Linked DNA regions of Homo sapiens: region 2 is linked to region 1. A link is a loop called in an ENCODE intact Hi-C map of the cell type or tissue named here. Cell type or tissue: heart right ventricle. All regions are shown on one strand.

Evidence for each region. Peaks named below come from ENCODE experiments on the same cell type or tissue, not always from the same donor. Only the 100,000 strongest peaks of a DNase experiment are listed, where the experiment ranks them.
Region 2: a loop joins it to region 1, with 22 times the contacts of the local background. A loop is called at or near these places in 42 of 110 quality-filtered maps.

The regions. Positions count from the first base shown.
Region 1 is chr14:23,925,989-23,933,988 of GRCh38, reverse strand. LOC105370411 (a long non-coding RNA gene) reads left to right here and starts at 3,975. Exons shown (of 2, transcript XR_943618.2): 1 at 3,975-4,783; 2 at 5,968-6,075. It also overlaps a transcript of LINC00596 not described here. In heart right ventricle, CTCF peaks have their summits at 3,831 and 4,030 (motif pointing right); a DNase peak (open chromatin) is centred at 4,028.
Region 2 is chr14:23,584,461-23,592,460 of GRCh38, reverse strand. No RefSeq gene overlaps it. Among named protein-coding and RNA genes, the nearest start is that of JPH4, 9.7 kb to the right of the region's middle. RefSeq lists an enhancer at 6,816-7,315. In heart right ventricle, a CTCF peak has its summit at 3,292 (motif pointing left); a DNase peak (open chromatin) is centred at 3,260; H3K27me3 peaks cover 1,048 bases.

The sequences.
Region 1 (8,000 bases):
GTTTGGTGTCAGTTTTCAGCATCAAACTCCCTCCAAGGTCTTGATATCCAAGCTCCTGGCTGATCTGGGAGCCACAGCAGGGGTCAGGGCCCTGTGATCCCCAGCCTGAAACTGGCAGTCAGATTTCACAGGCTTCAGACCACAGAGGAGCACTAGGACCCCACCAGAGGTGGTCCGGAGGCTGACCTGAAGGCCCTGGGGATGGGCTATGCAAGCTGATTGCTCACTGCGAGTAGCAAGAGGTGAGTGTTGCTGGGACTCTAGAGTTCAGCAGCAAAGCGTTGCTTTCACATGGGGGTAGCATGAGACAAACCTCTGACTGGAGGGGGCAGCAGGGGTGGAAAGGAGATGGGCGGTCAGTTTCTGGTTTGCCTGCTGTTCCCGAAGAGTTAGATGAGAAAGAGACTTTTGGGCTGTTTCCAGGAGGAGCTCTGCTAAATTCCAGCAGTGAGGAGGCCCCCTCCCCACTCAGTATTCTGTTTCTGTCCAATTTTCAAGGTGGGTGGTTCCCATGAAGCATAGCAGGGCAGGATGTGGGGGAGAGCTTTGGCTCATAGTGCACAAGTATTAAATATTTTAAGCTACATGATATTCATACAGTACTTCAACATAAACCTTAACTGTAATTGTTGCAAGGATACACCATTTTCCTCCCAAGCAGATTCTAATTAATCAACAATATGCTGATCAAGCATCTGCAGGAGAAGCAGTGTGCTAAACACTGTAGAAAATTAAAGATTTACAGCATAAACTTCATCTTTGCACTGAAGGAATTTACAAGCTAGCTGAGGAAATAGGACGCATCAGTGAAACACCTAGAAAACAACTGCCAAAAAAAGCACTAAACTAAGTGGGATTCATCAGCACCTCTTTTCCACCCTTCCACTGCATCTCTCCCACAGAGTGGCTCAACCTTGCCCCAGTCGGCAGAACTCTGGGACCACGAGGCAGATCATATGAATCTTCCCTCCAGTGTCCCACTCTTTCTTTATCCCATGGAACATAGTCACTGTTGGTAACTAGTTCCTCTGCACCCCTTCACTCCTTCCCACAGGGCTCAGTGGACTGAGGGTGGGAGAGTGTGAGGGTGATGAGGGGAGAAGCTGGTTTTGTGTGGATATATCCAGAAAATGGACACTGCAAAGGCGATCATGCTAGATAAAAATAGGTTTAATTTCTTCGGTTGTCTTCTGCTAAAATGGAATGGGTCTGGTTAGTTGGAGGGGTCAGATATCTCTTGTTAAATTGATAAGCATCTGCTGTATCTCATTTGTGCAGAAGGAAGATAAAAGGCCATCGGGAGACCTGGGTGTGGCCTTCTTGGGGCTCTTCTGGTTGCCTAGTAGCTTTTCCATGTTTTCTCGCTATGTCTTTATACCCATGTCCTTTCAATATACATTTCTCCCTCGTTGTGCTGATGCTTGTGTGACTGTCATCATTTGTGTACGGTCCTCTGAATTAGACAGGTTCAAGAGAGTGACAAAAGTATTACTGGAACCTACTTTTGCTATTAGGCCAGCCTTTCTCAACAGGATTTCCAGGAAAGAATTAAGGTCTACAGAACATTATTTGAGTGACTGTCTTCTCAGTTTCTCTAGGATGTGACATAATTAGTTCCATTCTAGAAGAACGAGAAATATAAGTTAATTCATTACATAAAATAGATGCCTTTGGGCATTAGGGCTTAGTTTGCTCATGTAGCCCAGATTGAGAAGGGCTGCTCTGGGCCCTCATCCAAGGGTCTCAAGCAACATCAGAGCTCCCTCCTTTTCTTGGCCTGCCTCAGTTGCTGCAACTAACCCATAATGACTTCTTGAGTCATGAGTTTGACAGTGTACACTAAATGTAATTGGAGTTCAAAGGACAGACCAAGGCCCTGTGGGGGGTAATATGTGGAGTTATAATTGTTTAGGCATTCTAAGGTCATCTAATATTAACTTAGAATAGGCAGTGAACTTGGAGAGAGAAGACTTGAAACTTTGCTCTCTCCCTCATTCCTTATCGGGGACTCTGTAAGGCAGGACGGCGAGTAATGACTTCCCTCTGTGGTAAGGGAGTAGAAGTTCTCTGTTCAAAAAACTTTAGATCTTGTAAACAGTGATCTAAATCAGCAGTCCCCAATCTTTTGGCACCAGGGACTGGTTTCGTAGAAGAGTTTTTCCATGGACTGTGGGGTTTGCGGGTGGATAATTTTGGGATGATTCAAGCTCATTACATTTATCGTGCACTTTATTTCTATTATTATTACATTATATATTATATACATATATATATATATGTATATATATATATATATATATATATATATATGTAATTGTACAACTCACCATGATGTAGAATCAGTGGGACCCCTGAGCTTGTTTTCCTGCAACTAGATGGCCCCATCGGGGTGATGGGAGACAGTGACAGATCATCAGGCATTAGATTCTCATAAGGAGTGTGAAACCTAGATCCTTTGCATATGAAGTTCACAATAGGGTTCATGCACCTATGAGAATCTAATGCCTCTGCTGATCTGATAGGAGGTAGGGCTCAGGCGGTAATGCGAGTGATGGGGAGTGGCTGTAAATACAGATGAAGCTTCCCTTGGTCGCCCACCACTCACCTCCTGCTGTGCAGCCTGGTTCCTAACAGGTCATGGACTTGTCTGGTCTGTAGCCCAGGGATTGGGGACCCCTGATCTAAATAGCAAAGCTGAATAAAGTATGCCTATCCCATCTGATATAAATTGAGAGTTGTTAGGATTTGGCATGGCGCATCAGGGTGTTGAGTAATCTGGTGTTCATCAGTATTGACAGGTAGAGAAGATAAGGATGTTTTGAGCTCATCAAGACAGGAGCAGACACCTGTTGGGACAAGAGAGCACAGCAGCAGGCTGGTTCTCCCATCCTCGTACCCTATCATATGATGCTGGTCAGGAGGAGACTGGGGAAATATTGTGATATTATAGGTTAAATCTTTGGGAAAGCATTTTTTGAGTCAGGCTTGGTCTGGACATTGTCTGACTCCCGTGGCTTGGAGGTTGCCAGGGCGATGACACATTCCTTCAAGATTTTGGTTTCTTTCCTGGCCAGATCTAGCAGAGCCAAGTTTTCTTGGGTGCCTGCAGGCTGTCAGAAGAACTCCATCCTTGCTTCTCTGTCACTACTGTGCACTGAATCCTGCCTGAAATCCTCCACTTCCGCCTTTGGCTAGGAACCCTTCCTTTCTTCCCTGCTGGACCCAGGGAGGAGGAGAGGCAACATCACAACTTTCTGTGCTTCCATCATAGCTGTGGGACTGTCTCTGTGTAAAGTCCTGCTGGCCTAGAGTTTCTAGCTTCTAGTGTCACCTGTGGAACTACAAAATTTATCCTTATTCCAGGTTAAGTTCCTCTGCTATGCATTCTCATGTACTTCCTTTTTGAAATAATTATTAACTGAATGAGTGCTTATTTAATATTTATTTTCCTGAGCTAGACTATGAGCTCCATAAGATCTGGAACGAAGTCTGTCTTGGTCACTGCCATATTCCTATTGCCAAGCACAACAAAATCATTGTAGGCATTTCAAAGAGGGAATTTAAAACAGGAAATTGGTTACACGTTGGACTGGGCTGAGAAGCCAAATGGGCTGGTGAAACAACCACATATTAGTGGCAGCGGAAGCTGCTACCATCCTGAGGGCTGGAAGGACACAAGAAAGGAGTGGGGAACAACTTCATTCTGATTAACTTCATTCTGAATTATATGGAATTAAAAAATTTTTCTTCTGGTAGGAGTGCCCACAATACTAGTAAAAATGTAGGCCATTTAACATTACCCTATTTGAAATCCACCATAGCCTTCTTGAGTTTCAAATCTGAAATCTGCAGGGATAATGTTTCTCAAAATGACAAAAGCACCATTTCTGAGGCAAAGATCCAGCCTGTCCTGGGCAGGTTGGCCCTTGGTTAGGATTTCAGGTCACGCTTGCAGATAGATCCATCACGCTTCCATCTCAGATGGGCTGTGACCTTTTGGATGCAGAGAAGGCTGTAATGCCACTTTTGTCCACCAGAGGGCTGCAGGGTCTCCCCTCACAGTCCAAACGGCTGAGATTTGGTGACTCAACCATGCCTTGGCAGGGTGCTGCCTTGAGGGGTCTCCTCTTAAGTACCTCATGTGTTGGAGGAGATCTGGGGGTGCAGAGGCTGCCCTGATTCCAGAAGGGAGGAATTTTGTATTCGGTTCCCTCATTTTCTCTCTCCCGGCTTCATTTTATGTTTCATAACAATTGATTTGAACAATTTAAAAATCGGGAAATCAAAGTGGGGGTGTGTGTGTGTGCATTTTGTGGGCAGGGTAGCAAGAAGTGGGAATAATTCTGGTTACATTAATTCATGCCTGAACTCGCAGCTTAAACATTATTTAATGTTGTAGAAATTCAGAGATGGAAAAGTGACCTTGGAAATAATTTAGCATCCCTTCATTTATAGCCAAAGAAATGAATGCGGCCCTTGCCGCTTGCGAGATGCCTGGAAGGTTCAGAGCCTTTAGGAATGCAGCTAATATGTAAGGTTATTAAAGCGTTTTTGGTAAGATTTTATTTCAGTATTCCAATCTTTCTTCCCTTTTCTTAGACTCAGCCTGAGCCTTAACAGCAGCAACAAAGCACAAAAAGGCATTTTTCAGTTTTCCATTGAAAGTACTTGGCTTTCTTGTTCTAATCCCATAATTAGACTTTGGATTCTTTCCAGACTCCATTGAATCAGAAGATAGAAAGGCCTGACATGGTAGAAAAAAATTATCCGGGAAAATATTGGAGTGAGTAGAAAACCAGTCAAACTCCTAATTGCAAATTCTCTTAAAATTAATTGAAAAATGTTACTAAAGAATTTTCAGCAGTACAGCAAAGACCAGTCACTGAAGTAACTTAAGGGAGAATGCACTAAACTGAAAAAAAATCAATGTGGGTTTTCTAAAAAAGTTTCAAAAAACACCCAATGAGCCCACACAAAAAACTTTATTTTAATTAATCCCAAAGAAAGAAACAACCACAGGGAACCATACACAGAATTCAGAAAATGGCTGGAGCCTCTTTTCAAAGAAATCAAGTGGACATTACATCCTCCCTAGTGAAAGTCAGAATAAAAAAGAATGAAAGTAATGATTATTGCAAAAGACACATTGAAAATCATGTTTAAACTGCACAAAGCAGAAATGGCACTTAAATCAGTAAAGAAACCTGAGCAATAGATCCAGAATTTAAAGAAACTAAATTAAGAAATGAAACACTTCAGGAGGGCAGATCTGGGGAATAGATCTGAGTATTGCAATTTCTGAATAGTTAGACTTCCTGAGTAAGCCAAAGAAAGAAAAGGTCCTAAATCAATAACTAAAGATGCAGGAATACTTTATTCCAGAATCAATAAGAGATTAGACTTGAAATAGAGAAGAGTTACATGGTCTAACAGAATAGTTACGAACATTTAGGAAACAGTTCTCACACTTATACATCTTTTCATTTGATTTTTACAACAATGTGAGGTAGACAGATATTATTAATCTCCCATCTTACAGATAGAAATTAACCTCCAAGAAACTGAGTGATTTGCCCAAGGGATATAACTAGTAAGTGAAGAGTCCAAGTTCAAGTCCAGGTCCTGCTCTCCAAAGTGGGAGGGGTCTTATATATATTTTAAATAATAAGGGAAATACATCTTTGATGACATGCAAAAAGAGAAGATCTCTTAAAAGAATATACATTGGAAACACGATTGGATTTTCTAGTAACATAAAAAGAGCTCAGTGGATATGAAACAATGTTACCAAGGATGAGAGAGAGAGAGAGAGAGAGAGAGAGAGAGAGAGAGAGAGAGAGAGAGAGAATGCATCCCCACCATACTTGACCTTGCCAAACTGCCTTTCATGTGGGGCGCGACAAAGAACTAAAAGCTCTTTGAGGTCCTAGAAATCCAACCAGTCACTCACTCACATTATTCCAACAGGCTCTGAGGACTGCTTCTAACAGAAGTCTGCATTAAACACAGAAACCTAAAGAGAAGACATTGACCTGAGTTATTTATTTATTACAGAAATATATAAACAGAACATCATGAGGAAGCATTTTTTGTTGATAAGTATAATTATTGTATTTGATGGAACAAAAGTAAGATGTGTCCTTATACCTGTATGAGGAATTACAACTGCTCTGACCTTTCTAAGAGAGTTATTTGGCTAAATGTGACATGAAACATTCCTTAGATTCAATACTACCACTCCGGGAACTTGTCCTAAAGCAATAATTCAAAGAAGAAAAAATTATAGATTGTTATACTGATATTTACAATTGTGAAAACTTGGAATAAAAACTGAAGAACTGAGTTTTACCCCAAATGAATATTATGTAGCTGTTAAAAATAATGAAGATGAAATATGTGTAAGAAATTAGCAATGGAAGTAGAACTAAACTTTTAACCATACTATGATTAAAACAATGAAAAATGTGTGTATGTAGATAAAAATTGGGATGCAATGTAGAGAAATGACATGAGTTAATTTAGGGTGGTGGAATCGAAGCTGAATTTTAAAAAATCTTTATATACTATTACATTTACAAATGGTTAGAAAGTTGCCAATGCTGCTGCTGAAACACTGGCAATCCCGCCCAAGTCAGAGGTTCACGGACTATGTCTGGAAGCATAAGAAACTGCTTACAGTTGCTGCCCCTGAGTAGGGGAAGCGGGGGCTTGTGGGCCTGGGGAAGAGGGCTAGGAAGTGACTTAATTTTACTATATGTGCTATATTCGTTGGTGCCTTTTGGATTTTGTATTCTTTGCGTGTGGTGCCAATGAAAACATGATGTCTAGGCACAATAAATCTACATATTTCTGACCTGTAAAATTTCCCCAACGGTCTGATGGTGGGACAGAAGAGTTGAAGTCAGTGTGGTGTTGGAAAATGCAAAACATTTAGTTACTGTGCCATATAAATGGAAAGGCAGAGAGTGGAGACAATGCCAAGGCTAAAAAGAGAACAATAGGTGGGAGTGAGCCTGCCTAGGAGTCCAGATGGAGCAGTGGAGACCAGGTAGAATCTTGGAGCTGTGGCCAAGGGAGCAGAAAACTGCAAAGATGGTGGCACAGACGGCAGAGGAAGAGTGTGAGTGGATGGCAAGGAGAGGAGCCGCAGGGTGGCGCCAAGGCAGGCCAGGACCGCTCACTGTGGTGTAGTGTGGACAGACACTGAGGTATGGTGCATGCAGTGGGTGGCTGCTGTGGCCAGACATGCTGGGTGCATAAAGTTGAGGCACCAGGGAAGCGTGGAGCCGGGGCGCCTCCTGGGATGGCTGCTGAGACCAGTGCGAGTTGGGGAGGAAGCAGACGCACAGGCTGGGCCCAGGGTTGCGGAGCCAGTGGGGTTGGGTTAGCTGCAGATCTTGAAGGCTTCTTCTCTTAAACAACGAGTAGCATGGAAAGAACAGGATTGGCAGTCAGAAGGCCGAGGTTCAAGTCCCGCTTTGAGGACCAGCTCTGTGACCTTCCTCACTATTTTGTCATCCTCAAAATGGGTAATATTAGCCGCCTCGTGGAGGCAAGAGTGAAAACATCTGCAAGAAATAGCAGACATAAGCGCTCTCTGAGCTGTAAACTGTAAAACCAGCATAACTCATCAGAGCAGAGAGGGGCCCAGTCACATTAAGGAGGTGGAGTGACTCCCAGGCCTGAATGAAGGTATTTTGTTAATTAGAACAAGAGCTAAAGACCCACAGACCCCAGGAGGAGGAGAGGCAGGCATACATGCTAGTCTATGCCCCGCTCAGGTGAAGTGCCCAGCCCAAGGCCATGGTGTCTCTGGGTCCAGAAACAGGCATTGTGTTTTTGTGGAAAAGGATGTTTTATGCTACCCTGACCCCCATCAAACACTTGAGTTACAGTAACGCTTTTCCGATTGCATGGTTACCACGTAACCTCTCATAGCGTTATTTGGCTTCCCTTGTAGCCTGCCCCTCAGGGATAGAACTTTCTGTCCTCCAGAAATT
Region 2 (8,000 bases), 340 kb after region 1:
CATGCCTGTAATCCCAGTATTTGGGAGGCCTAGGCAGGTGGATCACATGAGGCCAGGAGTTTGAGACCAGCCATGACCAAATGGCAAAACCCCGCCTCTACCAAAACTACAAAAAGTAGCTGGGCATGGTGGTGCATGTCTGTAATCCCAGCTACTCGGGAGGCTGAGGCACAAGAATTGCTTGAACCCAGGAGGCGTAGGTTGCAGTGAGCCAAGATCGTGCCACTGCACTCTGGCCTGGGCAACAGAACAAGACTTTTTCTCAATAACAACAAAAAAGAATAACAAATGCTAGCGAAGATGTAGAGAAAGGAGAATCTTTGTGCACTGTTGGTAGGAATGTAAATTATTAGTACAGCCACTATGGAAACAAGATGAAGTTTCTACAAAAAACTAAAAATTTGACCAGGTGTGGTGGCTCATGCCTGTAATCCCAGCACTTTGGGAGGCTGAGGCGGGCAGATCACCTGAGGTCGGGAGTTCGAGACCAGCCTGACCAACATGGAGAAACCCTGTCTCTACTAAAAATACAAAATTAGCTGGGCGTGGTGGTGAGTGCCTGTAATCCCAGCTACTCGGGAGGCTGAGGCAGGAGAATCACTTGAATGTGGGAGGCAGAGGTTGCGGTGAGCCAAGATCGTGCCATTGCACTCCAGCCTGGGCAACAAGAGCAAAACTCCATCTCAAATAAAGAAAAAAAAAAAATTAAAAATTAGAATTACCATATGACCCAGCAATTTCACTACTGGGTATGTACCTAAAAGAAAAGAAATCAATAAATTGAAAAGATATTACACTCCCATGTTTTTTGCAGCACTATTCACAGTAGCCATAATATGAAATCAACCTAAGTGTCCATCAGTGAATGAATGGATAAGGAACATGTGGTATATATACACAATGGAATATTATTCAACCATAAAAAAGAATAAAATCCTCTCATTTTCAGCAACATAGATGGAACTGGAGATCATTGTGTTAAGTGAAATGAGCCAGCCACAAAAACATTAATATCACATGTTCTAACTTTTTTGGACCTGAGGTGGGAAATTGTTTAAAATGTTCTAACTTATATGTGGAAGCTAAAAATGTGGATCTCATGAACATAGAGAGTAGATTTGTGGTAACCAGAGGCCAGGAAGGGGGTGGGGGGATGAATATATGGTTTAATAGAAGAATATACGGTTTGATAGAAGAAATAAAACCTAGTGTTTGATAGATCAGTAAAGTGACTATAGTTTATAATAATCTATTATGTATTTCAAAATAGCTCCAAGTAGGCCGGGCACAGTGGCTCATGCCTGTAATCCTAGCACTTTGGGAAGCCCAGGTGGGCAGATCACCTGAGGTTGGCAGTTCGAGACCAGCCTGGCCAACATGGCCTCTACTAAAACACAGCCTCAGCCTCCCAAGTAGCTGGGATTACAGGCATGCACCGCCATGCCTTAGCCTGGCTAATTTTGTATTTTTAGCAGAGATGGGGTTTCACCATGTTGGCCAGGCTGGTCTCGAACTCTTGACCTCAGGTAATCTGTCCACCTCGGCTTCCCAAAGTGCTGGGATTACAGGCATGAGCCACTGCCCTGCCTTTTTTTTTTTTTTTTTGGAGAAAGAGCAACCTCAAAGTATGGGGCTTAAGTGATCCTCCCACCTCAGCCTCTGGAGTAGCTGGGACTACAGGGGCACACCACCACACCTGGCTAGCTTTTTTAATTTTTTTGGTTTTGGTTTTTTTTTTTTTTTTTTTTTGAGACAAAGTCTCACTAGAGTGCAATGGCGCATCTCAGCTCACTGCAACCTCTGCCTCCCAGAATCAAGCAATCCTCCCACCTCAGCCTACCAAGTAGCTGGGACCTCAGCTATGCACCACTACATCCAGCTAGTTTTGGGGTTTTTTTGTAGAGATGGGGTTTTGCCATGTTCCCAAGGCTGGTCTCAAACACCTAGCGCAAGTGTTTTCTCAAATTTTTTGTAGAGATGGGATCTCACTATGTTGCCCAGGCTGGTCTCAAATTCCTGGCCTCGAGCAATCCTTCCACCTTCATCTCCCAAAGTGTGGGATGACAGGAATGAGCCACTGTGCCCAGCCTTAGTTTATGTACAAATATAAATCATTACTGTGAGATAAAATGAAGCACTAGTATGGGATTTAGTAATGCTCAGGTTTTTTCCGCATATCTGATGTCCTGGACAACTCTGGCCTTGACCCTCAGCCTCGCCAAGCCCCCAGCTCCTCTTTTTGCTGTAGAGCAAGGCTGCATTGCTCTGAGAGTCTCGTGAGTCCTAACCGCACATCCCACCCACACTTGCACAAGAGTTAATACTTAGATCAAGTTGTAGCAAAATAAGACTTTACTTTGCTTTATTAAGACTAAAATAAGCAAAATAAGCAGTACCCCAGCAGAAAGTAACCTGGCTGCTTGCTACATTTTGGGCATCTTGCTCATGCCACTGCCCAGGGCTCAGAGATATAGGCTGCAAGACCACTAGCTTGAGATCAGCCTTCTTCCCTCATCCTCTGCTCCCTGGACCCAGTCATTAACAGCACACAAGCATGTGCACATCAGTATGAGGCAGGGTACCTCACTGTGTACCTAGATCCAGTACAGCCCCGATGGTTGCCCCAGGGGTTGACAGTATTGCCCACTTCCCCTTTACCAGTGCATCCCACCCCAGGGAAAATGCAGGTTCTTCTCTCAGTTTCATTGGGTGAGGAGGAAGGTCCAATCCCTTAGCCTGACTCCCAAGGCCCCCTGTTTCCAACAGCAAGTTTCTCTCTTTGCAGCCATCATAGGAAGCAAATGGGCTAAGGAGGGAGGAGGGGTACCGGAAGATGCTGGACTTTGGGGGCCATGAATCTCACAAAGCTATTGTTCTCTCCCCAGACGGGGAAAAAGGAGATGTATACCCCATTTGCCCAATTTCAGAGGGTTTACAGTCCCTAAGGCCTGTCCTTGGGTCTTTCAGTTCATGGATCTCAGGTTAAAAATCCCTGTGCCATAGTGAACCCAGTCTCACAGAGATGTGTAGAGAAACAAAGCAAAACCATTATATGTCCAGGGTGGTATCTGTCAAGCAGGTTCCCTTTTCAGCAAGCCAAACCTGGGAGCAGTGAGAGGCGGGGACAGTCAGACAGCGAAGGCCAGCCATGAAGAACATTCTGGAATCATGATCTGATAAGCAGAGGGGAGCTGTGCAACCAGCCAGCAGTGGCCAGACAGAGGAAATGCAGTGTCTGGCAGCTGGCCATCTTCACCCTCTCCCACCAGCAGCATCTCTGGCCCCATCCTGACCCCTGGTGGCTGCCGGGAGATGAGGAGGAAAATCTTTTCAAGCTCCTCCCCGCTCTAAGGGCAGGGGGAAGCTCCCAGGTCCCAGCACAGATGAAAAGCTGTACCCTCCCACCTCCACCCCCACAGGCCTCAGCTGAGGTCCCCAGGAGGTGCCAGCATGTTTAGGGCACCTTCAGGAGGATTTGCTCCACTGGAGTCACCAGATGCCTACTTAATATAAGCCTAGCAATCAATCAAACAAATGTATACTGTATAAAACACTTTTCACCTATCAAGTTGGCAAAAATGTGTGTCTGTCTGTGTATCTGTGTATCTCTGTGCGTATGTGTGTGTGTGTGTGTGTTACAACTAAAGATCAATGCAGGTCAGGGTGCAATAAGACAAGCACTTTCATGAACAATTGGTGAGGGTGTAAATTTGTACAAACTTTCTAGCAGAGATGCTGGTAAAATAAAGCCAAAATCTTTAAAAATGTTTCTATCCTGTGACTCAGAGATCCTTATGTTAAGAATCCAGCCTGAAGAAATCAATAGACTGATATAACATGATACCTGGAATTTGAAATAAATGAGGGAGGAGAAAACAAGATTGGACAAGAGTGAGAATTACTGCAGCTGGGTGATAGATACATGGGGGTTCTTTATTCTATTCTGTTTACTTTGGTACATGTTTGAAATGTTCCATGATAAAACTTTTTTTTATAAAACTTTTTAAAGAAAGTATCAGAGGCCGGGCGTGGCGGCTCATGCCTGTAATCCCAACACTTTGGGAGGTCGAGGCAGGAGGATTGCTTGAGCTCAGGAGTTCGAGACCAGCCTGGGCAACATGGCAAAACCCTGTCTCTACAAAAAAAAATACAAAAAATTAGCCAGGCATCGTGGTGCACACCTGTGGTCCCAGCTACTTGATCCTGGGAGGATGAGGCTGCAGTGAAATATAATCATGCCACTGCACTCCAGCCTGGGTGACAGAGTGAGACCCCTCAAAAAAAAGAAAGAAAGCATCAGAGATACAAAGATTTGTATACGAACATGTTAATTTTTTTTTTTTTTTTTGAAACTGAGTTTTGTTCTCATTGCCAGGCTGGAGTGCAATGGCACAATCTTGGCTCACTGCAACCTCCACCTCCCAGGTTCAAGTGATTCTCCTGCCTCAGCCTCCCGAGTAGCTGGGACTACAGGCATGTGCCACCACTCCTGGCTAATTTTGTATTTTTTTAGTAGAGATGGGGTTTCTCCATGCTGGTCAAGCTGGTCTGGAATTCCCGACCTCAGGTGATCTGCCTGCCTCGGCCTCCCAAAGTGCTGGGATTACAGGTGTGAGCCACCACACCTGGTCACTTGTTAATTTTTAATAGAAAAAAATGTAAAAGTGCTATGCTAAAATAAACAAATTATTGTGCATCCAAACACTGGAATATTATATAGCCATTTAAAAATCAAGGATGTTTTAATGACATGGAAAATGCTTACAATGTGCCTGGCTCACACCTGTAATCCCAGCACTTTGGGAGGCTGAGGTGGGCAGATCACTTGAGGTTAGGAGTTTGTAACCAGCCTGGTCAACATGGCGAAACCCTGTCTCTACTAAAAATACAAAAATTAGTCTGGGCAAGGTGGCTCACACCTGTAATCCCAGCACTTTTGGAGGCCGAGGCGGGTGGATCACCTGAGGTCAGGAGTTCAAGACCAGCCTGAACGACATGGTGAAACCCGTCCTCTACTAAAAATACAAAATTAGCCAGGCGTGGTGGTGCCCACCTGTAACCCCAGCTATTCGGGAGGCTGAGGCAGGAGAATCGCTTGAACCTGGGAGGTGGAGGTTACAGTGAGCCGAGATCATGCCATTGCACTCCTGCCTGGGTGACAAGAGTGAGACTCTGTCTCAAAAAAAGAAAAAAAAATTAGCCAGGCATGGTGGTAGGAGCCTGTAATCCCTCCTACTCAAGAGGCTGGGGCAGGAGAATTGCTTGAACCTAGGAGGGGAGGGGTTCAGTGAGGCGAGATCACGCCACTGCACTCCAGCCTAGGAGACAGAGCAAGATTTCATCTCAAAAAAAAAAAAAAAAGTCCTCTCAGCCCAAAATCTCCTTAAGCTGATAAGCAACTTCAGCAAAGTCTCAGGATACAAAATCAATGTGCAAAAATCACAAGCATTCCTATACACAGACAAACAGACAAACAGAAAGCCAAATCATGAGTGAACTCCCATTCACAATTGCTACAAAGAAAATAAAATACCTAGGAATACAACTTACAAGGGATGTGAAGGACCTCTTCAAGGAGAACTACAAACCACTGCTCAAGGAAATAAGAGAGGATACAAACAAATGGAAAAACATTCCATGCTCATGGATAGGAAGAATCAGTATCGTGAAAATGGCCATACTGCCCAAAGTAATTTATACATTCAATGCTATCCCCATCAAGCTACCATTGACTTTCTTCACAAAATTGGAAAAAACTACTTTAAACTTCATATGGAACCAAAAAAGAACCCACATAGACAAGACAATCTTAAGCAAAAAGAACAAAGTTGGAGGCATCATGCTACCTGACTTCAAACTATACTACAAGGCTATAGTAACCAAAACATCATGGTACTGGTACCAAAACAGATATATAGACCAATGGAACAGAACAGAGCCCTCAGAAATAACACCACACATCTACAACCATCTGATCTTTGACAAACCTGACACAAACAAGCAATGGGGAAAAGTTTCCCTATTTAATAAATGGTGTTGGAAAAACTGGCTAGCCATATGCAGAAAACTGAAACTAGACCCCTTCTTTACACCTTACACAAACATCAACTCAAGATGGATTAAAGACTTAAACATAAGATCTAAAGCCATAAAAATCCTAGAAGAAAACCTGGGCAATACCATTCAGGACGTAGGCATGGGCAAAGACTTCATGAGTAAAACACCAAAAGCAATGGCAACAAAAGCCAAAATTGACAAATGGAATCTAATTAAACTAAAGAGCACAGCAAAAGAAACTATCATCAGAGTGAAAGGCAACCTACAGAATGGGAGAAAATTTTTGCAATCTATCCATCTGACAAAGGTCTAATATCCAGAATCTACAAAGAACTTAAACAAATTTACAAGAAAAAACAACCCCAGTAAAAAGTGGGCAAAGGATATGAACAGACACTTCTCAAAAGAAGACATTTATACAGCCAACAAACATATGAAAAAATGCTCATTATCACTGGTCATTAGAGAAATGCAAATCAAAACTACAAGGAGATACTATCTCACACCAGTTAGAATGGCAAACATTAAAAAGTCAGGAAACAACAGATGCTGGAGAGGATGTGGAGAAATAGGAACACTTTTACACTGTTGGTGGGAGTGTAAATTAGTTCAAACATCGTGGAAGACAGTGTGGCGATTCCTCAAGGATCTAGAACCAGAAATACCATTTGACCTAGCAATCCCATTACTGGGTATATACCCAAAGGATTATAAATCATTCTACTATAAAGACACATGCACACATATGTTTATTGCGGCACTATTCACAATAGCAAAGACTTGGAACCAACCTGAATGTCCATGAATGATAGAATGGATAAAGAAAATGTGGTACATATACACCATGGAATACTATGCAGCCATAAAAAAAGGATGAGTTCATGTCCTTTGCAGGGACATAGATGAAGCTGGAAACCATCATTCTCAGCAAACTATCACAAGAACAGAAAACCAAATGAGAGGTGACAGCATGCTGGCAGTCCTCAGAGCCCTCGCTTGCTCTCGGCACCTCCCCTGCCTGGGCTCCCACTTTGGTGGCATTTGAGGAGCCCTTCAGCCCCCCACTGCACTGTGGGAGCCCCTTTCTGGGCTGGCCAAGGCCGGAGCCCACTCCCTCAGCTTGCAGGGAGGTGTGGAGGGAGAGGCACCAGTGGGAACCGGGGCTGCATGCGGCGCTTGTGGGCCAGCTGGAGTTCCGGGTGGGCGTGGGCTTGGCGGGCCCCGCACTCGGAGCAACCAGCCAGCCCTGCTGGCCCCGGGCAATGGGGGACTTAGCACCCGGGCCAGTGGCTGCGGAGGGTGTACTGAGTCCCCCAGCAGTGCTGGCCCACCGGCGCTGCGCTCGATTTCTTGCCAGGGCCTTAGCTGCCTTCCCATGGGGCAGGACTCGGGACCTGCAGCCCGCCATGCCTGAGCCTCCCACCCACTCCATGGTTTCCTGTGCGGCCCGAGCCTCCCCGACGAGCACCACCCCCTGCTCCACTGCGCCCAGTCCCATCGACCACCCAAGGGCTGAGGAATGCGAGCACACGGTGCAGGACTGGCAGGCAGCTCCACCTGCAGCCCCGGTGCAGGATCCACTAGGTGAAGCCAGCTGGGCTCCTGAGTCTGGTGGGGACGTGGAGAGTCTTTATATCTAGCTCAGGGATTGTAAATACACCAATCAGCACTCTGTGTTTAGCTCAAGGTTTGTGAGTGCACCAATCGACACTCTGTATCTAGCTGCTCTGGTGAGGACATGGAGAACCTTTATGTCTAGCTCAAGGATTGTAAATACACCAATCGGCACTCTGTATCTATCTCAAGGTTTGTAAACACACCAATCAGCACCCTGTGTTTAGCTGAAGGTTTGTGAGTGCACCAATCGACACTCTGTATCTAGCTGCTCTGGTGGGGCCTTGGAGAACCTGTGTGTTGAAACTCTGTATCTAACTAATCTGATG